Linked DNA regions of Mus musculus: region 2 is linked to region 1. The links are chromatin contacts, found by POLR2A ChIA-PET in ENCODE. All regions are on one chromosome and are shown on one strand. Each heading gives the region's core, a stretch centred on a gene start or an enhancer-like site at or near the end of the contact. The rest is flanking DNA. Distances are from core to core; before and after follow the strand shown.

Region 1 (4,840 bases), core at 1,191-3,690:
CCCATCTTTAAGGGCAGGTAGAGGAACATGAGTTCAACAGTCAGGAAAGAAAAACCTGCACAGTGCACAAGGGTGTGGAGAACTGGGAGAGAGTTACATCACAAAAGTCGGAAGAGTGACAGTTCAAAAAAAGGTGGGGTAGGGTGGGGTGGGGAGCATGGTAGTGCCAACTGCTGCAGAAAGTTCCAGAAAGATAAGGGCTAAAAAGTACCCAGTGGAGCTGGCAAGTGTGAAATGACTGTCATTACAGATAAGTGTCCAGGTGGTGGCTTCAGGGGTGGGGAGGGAGTAACCCGAAATCAAGCTTATTGACGTCGTATTTTTAAAGTATGCCAGGCTGCTGAACACAGACTTGAGGGAAGAGTTTCCGACGTCAAGGGGAAGAGTAAAATAAGAGGGAGAAAAGGTCTGTTGGGGGCGTGCCTAGACGAAGTGAGACCAGGGCACGTGTCGGGGGAGCACACAATGCAGCAGAGCTTTCTCTAGTGCTGTGTCTGTCTGTACATGAACTTGGACGCGTTGGATCTGTACATGAACTTGGATGCACTGGATGGGGACTCAGTAGACTCAAGGCAGGAGTGGGAAGGAAGCAAGCAGAGGAAGTCAGGTTACACGCCCCTCTCAAAATGAGAGGACGTTTGCTAAGAGAGCAGGAAGACACCGACCCAAAGGGAGCGGAGATGGCCAGCAGCAAAGACGGCAGCAGAGGAGCAAGGGAAAAGTCGAAAAACGGTGACTGAGTTTTACTGAGTCACTTAATAAAGAGCGAATGCCTATGTAGCACCCAGAGAGACCACATATTGTCTGAGTGTTCTGCATATTATCATGTGATCCTCGTGACATCGCATTAGAGAGGTACTGCCATTTCACAGTGAGGAAGGTAAGAAGAAGAAGAAGAAGAAGAAGAAGAAGAAACCAGATAAACAAACTTGCCCAAGTCATAAGCTACACGCCTTTAATCTCAACACTCAGGAAGCAGAAGGAGGCGGATCTCTGTGAGGCTGAGGCCAGCCTGGTCTACATAATGGTCCCAGGGCAGCCAAGGGCGACATACACCATGAGACCCTGTCTCAAAATAAAACAAACCACGACCACCACCAATAACAACAAAATAACTTGTCCAAGTTCCCAGAAATGTAAGGAACTAAAGGGAGAGATTAAGTCTCTTCCTGAAAGCCTCGAAACACACGGGGAGTCCTCACAGGACAGGACACCTGCCGGATAGCACACTTTCTTTGCATGCTTGAGGTCTCATATTAATCCTTAGCGTAAAGTCCTGCCTCTCCATCATCAATAAAACTTCCAGCACAGGGAATTCTCAGATGTGCTGAGCTGTAGCTTGAGCGGAGGCTTCCCAGGAGAACCCGGAGCAAGGAGAAAATAAAAACAAAAACCAAAAAACCAAAAACCAAACAAACAAAAACCGTTCCTAAAGTACTGGGCTGACTTGAGATCAGAAGCCTCTCGGAGTCTGCCCTGAAGCACGACTCCCTTCACTTGCTTGAGGTAAACAGTAATTAGTTACCCCACGACTTAGTTGGGCTGCCTGTAAATAAAGGAATGTGGGATAAAACAGGAACACCAACTGGCATTGCCTAGGACAAGGACAAGCATTAGTCACAATCACAGCCACTTCCCCAGGTCTCCACTCTCTGGCCCCCCCTCATCCCTTTGTAAACCAGTCACATAGGCACCATCAGGTACCAGCGCATATGGCAATCCTCATCTCTACCCGGATTCTTGGCTACACCTTCCTTGGCATGCTCATGACTCCCTAGTCTGGACAATTAGGGACTGCCCTTTCCCGGTATTCACAACAGTAACTAAGCAACTATTTTGCTTGACTGCCTCCACACCAGACTGAGCTTTGTGAGGCCCAAGACTATCTGTCTGGCTAAGGTCTATATCCTCCCAACCTGTCTGTGAGTAGTGACTGTCACATATTCTAATAAATATTGCTGTTTAAGAGTAAGATGTTGTTAGTGGTGGTGTTCTACCCTTTTCTCGTAAATGGCCTCACAGAAGCTCAAAAAAACCCAAGCAGGGGCTAGCTGGGGTTGGTTGCAAGGAGACGGCCGCGGTGCCCTGCCGAGGGAAGGGTGCTGGCCCGGCTTACCTTCTCTTTGACTGCCTGGTAGCTCTGCTGCAGCCAGCTCCGCCACCACCCCACGTCCTCCCTGTGGAAGACAGACACATCTGACGGCCCTGCCGGGCGACTCCAGCCCAGCCTCCGGCCGGAGATGAGGCTTTTCCGGCCGCTTCCCCATGCCCTCGCACCACGCCTCCGCTCTGCCCTTCCAGCTCAGTCCGCACCCGCACCGGCAGCCTGTCCCCAACAGGGACCCCTGGCCCAGTACCCCATCCCTCGAAAAGCCCAAGCCCCCAACGCCAGAAAGCGGAACGCCAAGCTCACCCTTCCGCCATCTTGCCAGCATGACATCACCACTATTTACCGACCTTTGACTTCCGACACGGCACCGCCCCCTCAGGCTCCGCCCCCATGAGCGTGCCCCAATCTTAACACAAGGACAACTCTCCGCCCAGTCCCCGCCCCCCTACATCAATGTGTCTGGCCTTTGTCCAATCCATGTCCCAAATGCGATTTGTCCCGCCTCTGAACTCTCGATCCAATGGTGTGTAAGATTGTCCTCGGGTCCCACCAACCAGCCGCTAGCTTTCCCGGTAGTCCCTGACTACAGTGGCCTCTCCGGGCCAATTTCGGCAGGCTCGTTAGACCGCCAATTAGAAGGCGAGGCGAGGAAAGGAGAGGCCGGGTTGGGACGTTGTGTTCTTAGAACCTGGAGTTAAGTTCCGCCCCCCTTTGTGAAGCCAGCCGCGTAGCAGCTCCTTGGTGTTCTGCTGCAGGCTAATTCAGCAAGCTCCGATTGCGGACCTCAGAGCCAGAGTAAGGCTATGGGGAGAATCCAGAGCTCTCCTCGGGATGACACCCAGGATCATTTGGAGAGGCAGATACATATTCACATTATTTCTTAAGCCCGATTTAAGAAAACGCTAGCTGAAAGTGTTCTGGAAAAATCCCACTGATAGGGGGGAATTGAGGTCTATTGTGTGGTGGAAGGGGGATTTACATAGATCCTGTGGCCCTACCTACTACTTCCTCAATCTACACAAACCCCTCCTTCACCTCCAGCAGGAGGTTGACTCCCCTCCTCGAAGGCTACACTGTAATCAAGGTCATCACTGCTACCTGATCCCATAGCCTCTTACCTGCCTGAGGAACAAGCTATATACTAATTCTCCCAGTGTTCCCCAAGGCCTCCCATCTAACTTTCAAAAAGATTGTTGCTGGTATTTCTCCTGTCTAAAAAACTAACAACTATTGGATGGATCACAGGGCTCCCAATGGAGGAGCTAGAGAAAGTACCCAAGGAGCTAAAGGGATCTGCAACCCTATAGGTGGAACAACATTATGAACTAACCAGTACCCCGGAGCTCTTGACTCTAGCTGCATATGTATCAAAAGATGGCCTAGTCTGCCATCACTGGAAAGAGAGGCCCATTGGACACGCAAACTGTATATGCCCCAGTACAGGGGAATGCCAGGGCCAAAAAAAAAATGGGAATGAGTGGGTAAGGAAGTGGGGGGGAGGGTATGGGGGACTTTTGGGATAGCGTTGGAAATGTAATTGAGGAAAATATGTAATAAAAATAAATAAATAAATAAATAAATAAATAAAAAAATAAAGTAGACCACCATAAGGCTGTTAAGGGAGAAAAAATGGAATGAGTAATTTCCAGTGGTCTTTCTCCCTTCTAAGGTCCATGCTTTGCCTGCAACGAATGCACAAGGTTTAAAGCTAAAAAATGCTGTGATAAATGATTTGTGCTACTGAACAAGATGGGCTAAGAAACAAGTTGAGTTCTTTAATCCCCAACAGAATCTACCTTTGCAATTTCATTCCCCACATTAAAGGTCACTTGGAACTACTGCCTGCCTCTACCTCCCAAGTGCTGGGGTTAAAGGCATGCGCCACCACTGCCCGGCATGTATTTTTTTTTTTTTAACTAGACAATTTAATCCAAGATATTGCAGGTGCTAGGCAAACATGCTATCAGTAAATTACATCCAAGCCCTGAACTGTTAATTTATAATCGCACACATAAAACCATGCCAGTCAGATGGCCGTGCCTCCTCCCAGGGTTCTCCTTTCTGTTCCTACCTGGTTGGTCTGACCTTGCACCTCCACCCTCCTTGCTCACACTGCCCCACATACAAAGGCTACTTAGATTTCCCAGAAACTTTCTGGTGCTTTCCTGACCCTGAGCCCTTGAACATGTCTTCTCTGCCTGCAGTTCTCTGACCTCAGTTTCTTACCCACTCTGACCATGCTATTGAGAACTGCAGCTTGTGCACCATAAATACCAGCACTTGGAGGTGGGGGTGAAAGACCCCAAGAGGAGCCCCTCGCTCAGGCCTCGGGATAATAGCGGACCCCCAAGATCTCATGAGAGACCAAGCTTGATGCAAACCACATGAGGCTTTATTTGGGGAAAGCCAGAGCTCTAGGGACGACTCATCCCACGCAGGGGTAGAGGAGTCGACCTCGAGGGGAAAGGGGTCCCAGTTTTTATAGGCCCTCGGGGAGGGGGGGAGGAGAAGGGGGAAGTAGGGGATTTCCAGGTCTTCTCAAGAAATGGGTATGGGAGGGGTACAAGGAAAGAGTCTAGTGCAGGTGTAGCAACTCCAGATTGGCCCGGCTGTGGTTGCTGGGGAGATTTTCCAACTCTAGCCCAGCAACCAATATCACAAACACCTGGCAGTGAGGTGCAGCAGTGGGCACACACATGGGTTCAAGGAACGGCCAGAACATTGGCAGAC
Region 2 (4,840 bases), core at 1,160-3,659, 180 kb before region 1:
CCCCAGCACTTGCTGGGGGAGGCAGAGCCACGAATGTCAGGAGCTCAAGATTATTGGCTGCCCAAAAAAACCAAAAACGCCTCCTAGTGAGTTTAAGACCAGCTTTGGCTACATAATATTCCTAAATCAAGGCGGGGGTGGAGGAGGTGGGAGCTGCCAAGCAGTTGGTGGGGTTTTAATCCCAGCACACACTAGGCAGAGGCAGGCAGATCTCTCAGAGTTCAAGGTCTGCCTGGTCTACATAGTTCCCAGACAGTCAGAGCTGTATAGACCCTGCCATAAAGGGGGTGGAGGGAGGAAGGTATGAGTTTGTACCTAGCAGTGGGAATGACAGAGATGCTGGAGTAGGGTGTGTCTGTTTCTCCAGCCAGGGTCGAGGCAGAACTGCTCCAATCTAGGAGTTTAAAGGAGCTGGGCGACCTAACTGCCAACATGCATGTACAGGCATTTGGAGGCCAGAGGCAGTGAGCCTGTTAGAGACAGAACTCTTCTGTACTCTGTTCAGTGCTGGGATTACAGTCTTGCCCTGATGCAACCTGTTTTTTTGTAACCTGGGTGTTCATAAGTATTGCCTAAGACCATCAGAAAACAGACATGTATGATTCAAAACAGTAGCAAAATTATAAAGTAGCAAGAGAAATAATTCTATGGTTGGAGGTCACCCCAACACGAGGAACTGTATTAAAGGGCTGCAGCACTGGGAAGGTTTAGAACCACTGCTCCAGAATCGCTTTCCTCTTTGTATGGAATTTGGTAAAGACCTGATGTAGATGCTACCTCTTCAGAGATTTCCAAGTGTTTACTGAGAAGCAATCAGGGCAGTGGTTTCCAGGTACCTTTAACGCAAACCTTTCTGAGATTCGGTTCCCTCAGTAAACTGGTCAAGTGCCAACGCTTTCTCTTTTCAGCTTTGATCACTCCGGGTAAGTACTCTGTCACTGAGTTTATTGTCTCTCAAAGTTACATGTGAACAGACAGAACTCTACTCTGAGTCTGTTTGGCAGACCTATTACAGAAAAATAGACATCATTTAAGAACCCTAAAACAAAGTCCAATTAGCACAATTTGCAACATGCTCTACCCCACAGCCTGACTCTAGCCTCTTGAGGCTGCAGCATTTAGCCAACAGTAATTTCAACACGTGAGTTTCTAGGACAGCCTGATCTACATAGAGAGTTACACGCCAGCCAGCTCTATAAAGCAAGACCTTATCAAACAAAACAAACTCCACACAACAAAAGAATTGAAATCACAATTGTGGGGTTTTTTTTAATGTTCTGAGCCTACACTGGCACTGCAAATCATAATGAAGAACAAAGACGAGAAAAATCTAACATTTTAAAGCAGTAACACTTGATACTTTGCAGAAAGTGGGGCAGGGGTGGTAGGGTGGGAGTTTACCAACCTGCCTAAAGCCAAACTCCCTGGCTTCAATCCCTTTCTGAGGGAGTAATTGCCAAGCTGGTGGGGTTAGAAGGCGGGGCATAAATTGCCTCAGAGAACAGCTGTGGTGTCGGAGAATGGTTCCAACCGGTTTTGGTAGGCAGCTCTGAGTTAGAAGCCAGCATAGTCAAAGATTACGTTCTAGGACACACTAGGCTACACAAAGAAACCCTGACTCAGGGGGCAAAGAAATATTTTTAAAGGATGGGTGCTGGTGTCAGGCTTCCAGCTTTGAATCTGCTATAACCACACAATATTGATGGAGCCTTAAACTATTTACCCTTTACCTGGTGGCCTTTGCCATTAGTCCAAGCCATGGGGAGGCAAAGACAGACAAAACTCTTGAGTTCAAAGCCAATTTAATCTACATAGGGAGTTCCAGGCCTGCCAAAGCCACATATAACGAGATGTTGTCTCTAACAAACAAATAGTAGTTTGTTTTATTTTAACTAGGCTTTTCTGTACTATCGTATATTTCACAGATCACTGAGTATTTTGTACTTAATCCGAGTAATTATGAGAATCAAGCTACTGGATACGAGGAAAAAACGTTTGAATTATTATAAACCTTCTATTGTAATAGAGGGGAAAAAAATGCCAGGCACATAACAAATTAGTTTACCTTTCTATCCCTCTTCCGAGTTCTCAGAGATCATAGAAAGTCATACATGTTTATAAAGGACTAATGAGTGTATGAAAAAAAAAGAAAAAAAAAAGACCAGAATGCCAAAGTTTAAGGCCAATCATAGCTTCAGTACCAGAAAAGAGGCTGACAAAAATCTCTCGACCAATGACATAATTTCGGACCCTCAGGGTATTTGGCTCCTATGCTTTTCGGTTGCATCTCGGGAGTTGTGCGGCGCCGCGAGGCATGAAGGGGCTCGTAGTTTTTCCCACTCCCGCCTCCAAAGCCGCCTTGACTTCTTTTTTCCCAGCAAGCTCCGCGCCCGCGTTTGCTGTTGATTGGCTGCGGCAGGAGAGGGCGGTCCTGTTGGCAGCAGTTACCTAGGTTTCCGGTGCTCGGCCGGAGAGGAGGACGCCGCCGGACGTCCGTGGTGAAGTATGTCTATGGGCTGTACGTGGGACGAGCTCTTCAGAGGGTCTGTGGCCCAGGACGCGTTGGCCGTAGAGGAACAACTAATTCGGGGGGTCGGGGGGAGGGCGGCCTGCCCCAGTGTTGCGCGTGCGTACTCTAGGTCTAGAGGGCGCGTGGGGTGTGGGTGGCTTCTGTGCGCGCGCGCGCGCGGGGGTCCCACGTGGGACCTGGTGGGGCGGGGAGCCGATCGGGACTGGAGCATCCCGCCACGTCAGTCTGCGGCTCTGAGCCAATCCCGCGCTCCGGCTGCCGAGAGGGAGCCGTGTGGTGCCGAGAAGTGGCATTCGGGAGAAAGGAGGCCTCTTCCTTCCCTCACTCACTCAGGGGCAGCTTCTCGGAAACCTTCCATGGGACCGTGAAATCCCGGGCGAAGACCGACCGGTCTGTTTGAAGCTTCGAGCGTCAGATTTGGGGATTTCTTATCTAGTTGTGAAGAAGAATTTTGAAGTCTAGAAAAAAAAAAGCAACTGGGTCCTTAAAGGATCTGCCCCATTTCTGGCCTTGCAGATCACAATGAAGAACCAAGACAAAAAGAATGGGCCTGCCAAACACTCCAACTCGAAGGGCAGCCCGGGGCAACGGGAAGCAGGACCGGAGGGAGCCCATGGACGACCCAGACAGACAGCTCCTGGGGCGGAAGCCGAAGGTTCCACAAGCCAGGCTCCTGGGAAGACCGAGGGTGTGTGCCAGCTCTGCTTTTCCAGTGGGCAGAGGGAGGAGTTTCTGGTACTGGTCTGTCTTCTGAGGCCAGTGTTTACCCAAGAAGAAGGAACTATAGAATGAACGATGCTCATTCTGTGTGATCCTTTTGTTTCCTGGGGAGGTGGTGAACCTTCCCACTCTTAGCCGTGGGGCGCAACCTTGGGAGCATGCTCTGACTGGTTTAAACGAAGACAGTCAAATGAAGCACCCCGTAAGCAAAGTCATATTCCCAGAGAACACTTGCCAGTGGTGGGTAATTGTCCTTCATGAGGTGCAGCGTCTGCCACATGCCAACTGCTCCTCACACAGGGGTGCTTTACACAGTTGGCTTTTATAACAAGTATGTTTGGGTGTTAGAAATACTTGTTTTATAACTAAACAAACTTAGGGTTTAAAAAAACTTAAATTGAGGCCAGGCCTAGTGTCCCTCACCATTGTCCACAGAACTCAGGAGGCAGAGGCAGACAGATCTCGGAGTTTGTGATCAGCCTGCATACTAAGTTCCAAGACAGCCAGGGCCCTGTAGAGAGAGCCTAACTCAACCGAATAAATAAATAAAACAACATTTAACCCACACCAGTGTGTTTATCTGGGCTTAAAGAAGATCCAAGCGAGTGGTATGACCACTGAACTTTAATCCCGTGTCTTCATCTTTCCTGCTGTAGGGGCTCGAGCTAAAGCAGCTCAGCCTGGGGCCCTCTGTGACGTCTCTGAGGAGCTGAGCCGGCAGTTGGAAGACATCCTGAGTACATACTGTGTGGACAACAATCAGGGAGGCCCGGCTGAGGAGGGAGCACAGGGTGAGCCCACTGAGCCGGAAGACACGGAGAAGTCCCGAACCTATGCAGCCAGGAATGGGGAGCCTGAACCAGGCATTCCAGTCGTCAACGGCGAGAAGGAGACCTCTAAGGGAGAGCCTGGAACAGAGGAGATCCGAGCGAGTGATGAAGTTGGAGACCGAGACCATCGGAGGCCACAGGAGAAGAAGAAAGCCAAGGGTCTAGGTGAGGGGGGAGCTATTGGTGAGGGGAGGGAGTTAACACCTGTCATCTCATGGGCTAACCTGCTCTGTCAGAACTCAAAAGAATCTGCTTTTCAAGACAGTATGTGTGTTATCTCCCCTCCCCCCCGCCCGGGTTTACTCAAAGATGGGGTCCTAGCATTGAGCTGTTAGATCACTCACTTGTGCAAAGCCTCCTGGCCTTGGGAAGTGGAGGCAGAGTGTAGCTAGCATCTCACTGAGGATATGGAGAACAGGAGGCCCGAGTGCTTGCCAGCACCACTTTTAGCTGCTGCTTGACTTTGGACATGTTTATTCTCCACTCCTGGGTCTTAGTTTCCCTGTTTCTATAGCAATAGAATTAGGCTACACCAAGGTTGAGATATCAAATATCAACATGAACCAGGTAAGCCACAGACCTCTTCAGAATCATCAAGAAAGGGCCTTCTTGATCTGAAAAATTGACTCCTACCTGGTTAGTCCCCCACTCTCATCTGACCAGCTGAATAATTGGCAACCAAAATAATAGAAACCAAGCAAAGCCATCCACTGGTGGGGTTTGCCATCTCCATGCCAATCTCGTGGGCCTCCAGGACTGA

What was found. ChIA-PET counts read pairs that join two places held with the same protein, here RNA polymerase II (POLR2A).
Region 2: POLR2A ChIA-PET joins it to region 1 with 13 read pairs in embryonic stem cell. The contact joins the promoter of Txlna here to the promoter of Bsdc1 in region 1. POLR2A ChIA-PET finds 5 or more read pairs at or near these places in 3 of 5 experiments (Patski and embryonic stem cell).

What each region holds. Positions count from the first base shown.
Region 1 is chr4:129,459,279-129,464,118 of GRCm38, reverse strand. It overlaps Bsdc1 (BSD domain containing 1), which reads right to left and starts at 2,440. Exons shown (of 11, transcript NM_133889.2): 1 at 2,414-2,440; 2 at 2,117-2,177. The coding sequence starts at 2,424.
Region 2 is chr4:129,638,634-129,643,473 of GRCm38, reverse strand. Txlna (taxilin alpha) reads left to right here and starts at 2,409. Exons shown (of 11, transcript NM_001199695.1): 1 at 2,409-2,503; 2 at 3,047-3,218; 3 at 3,907-4,245. The coding sequence starts at 3,053.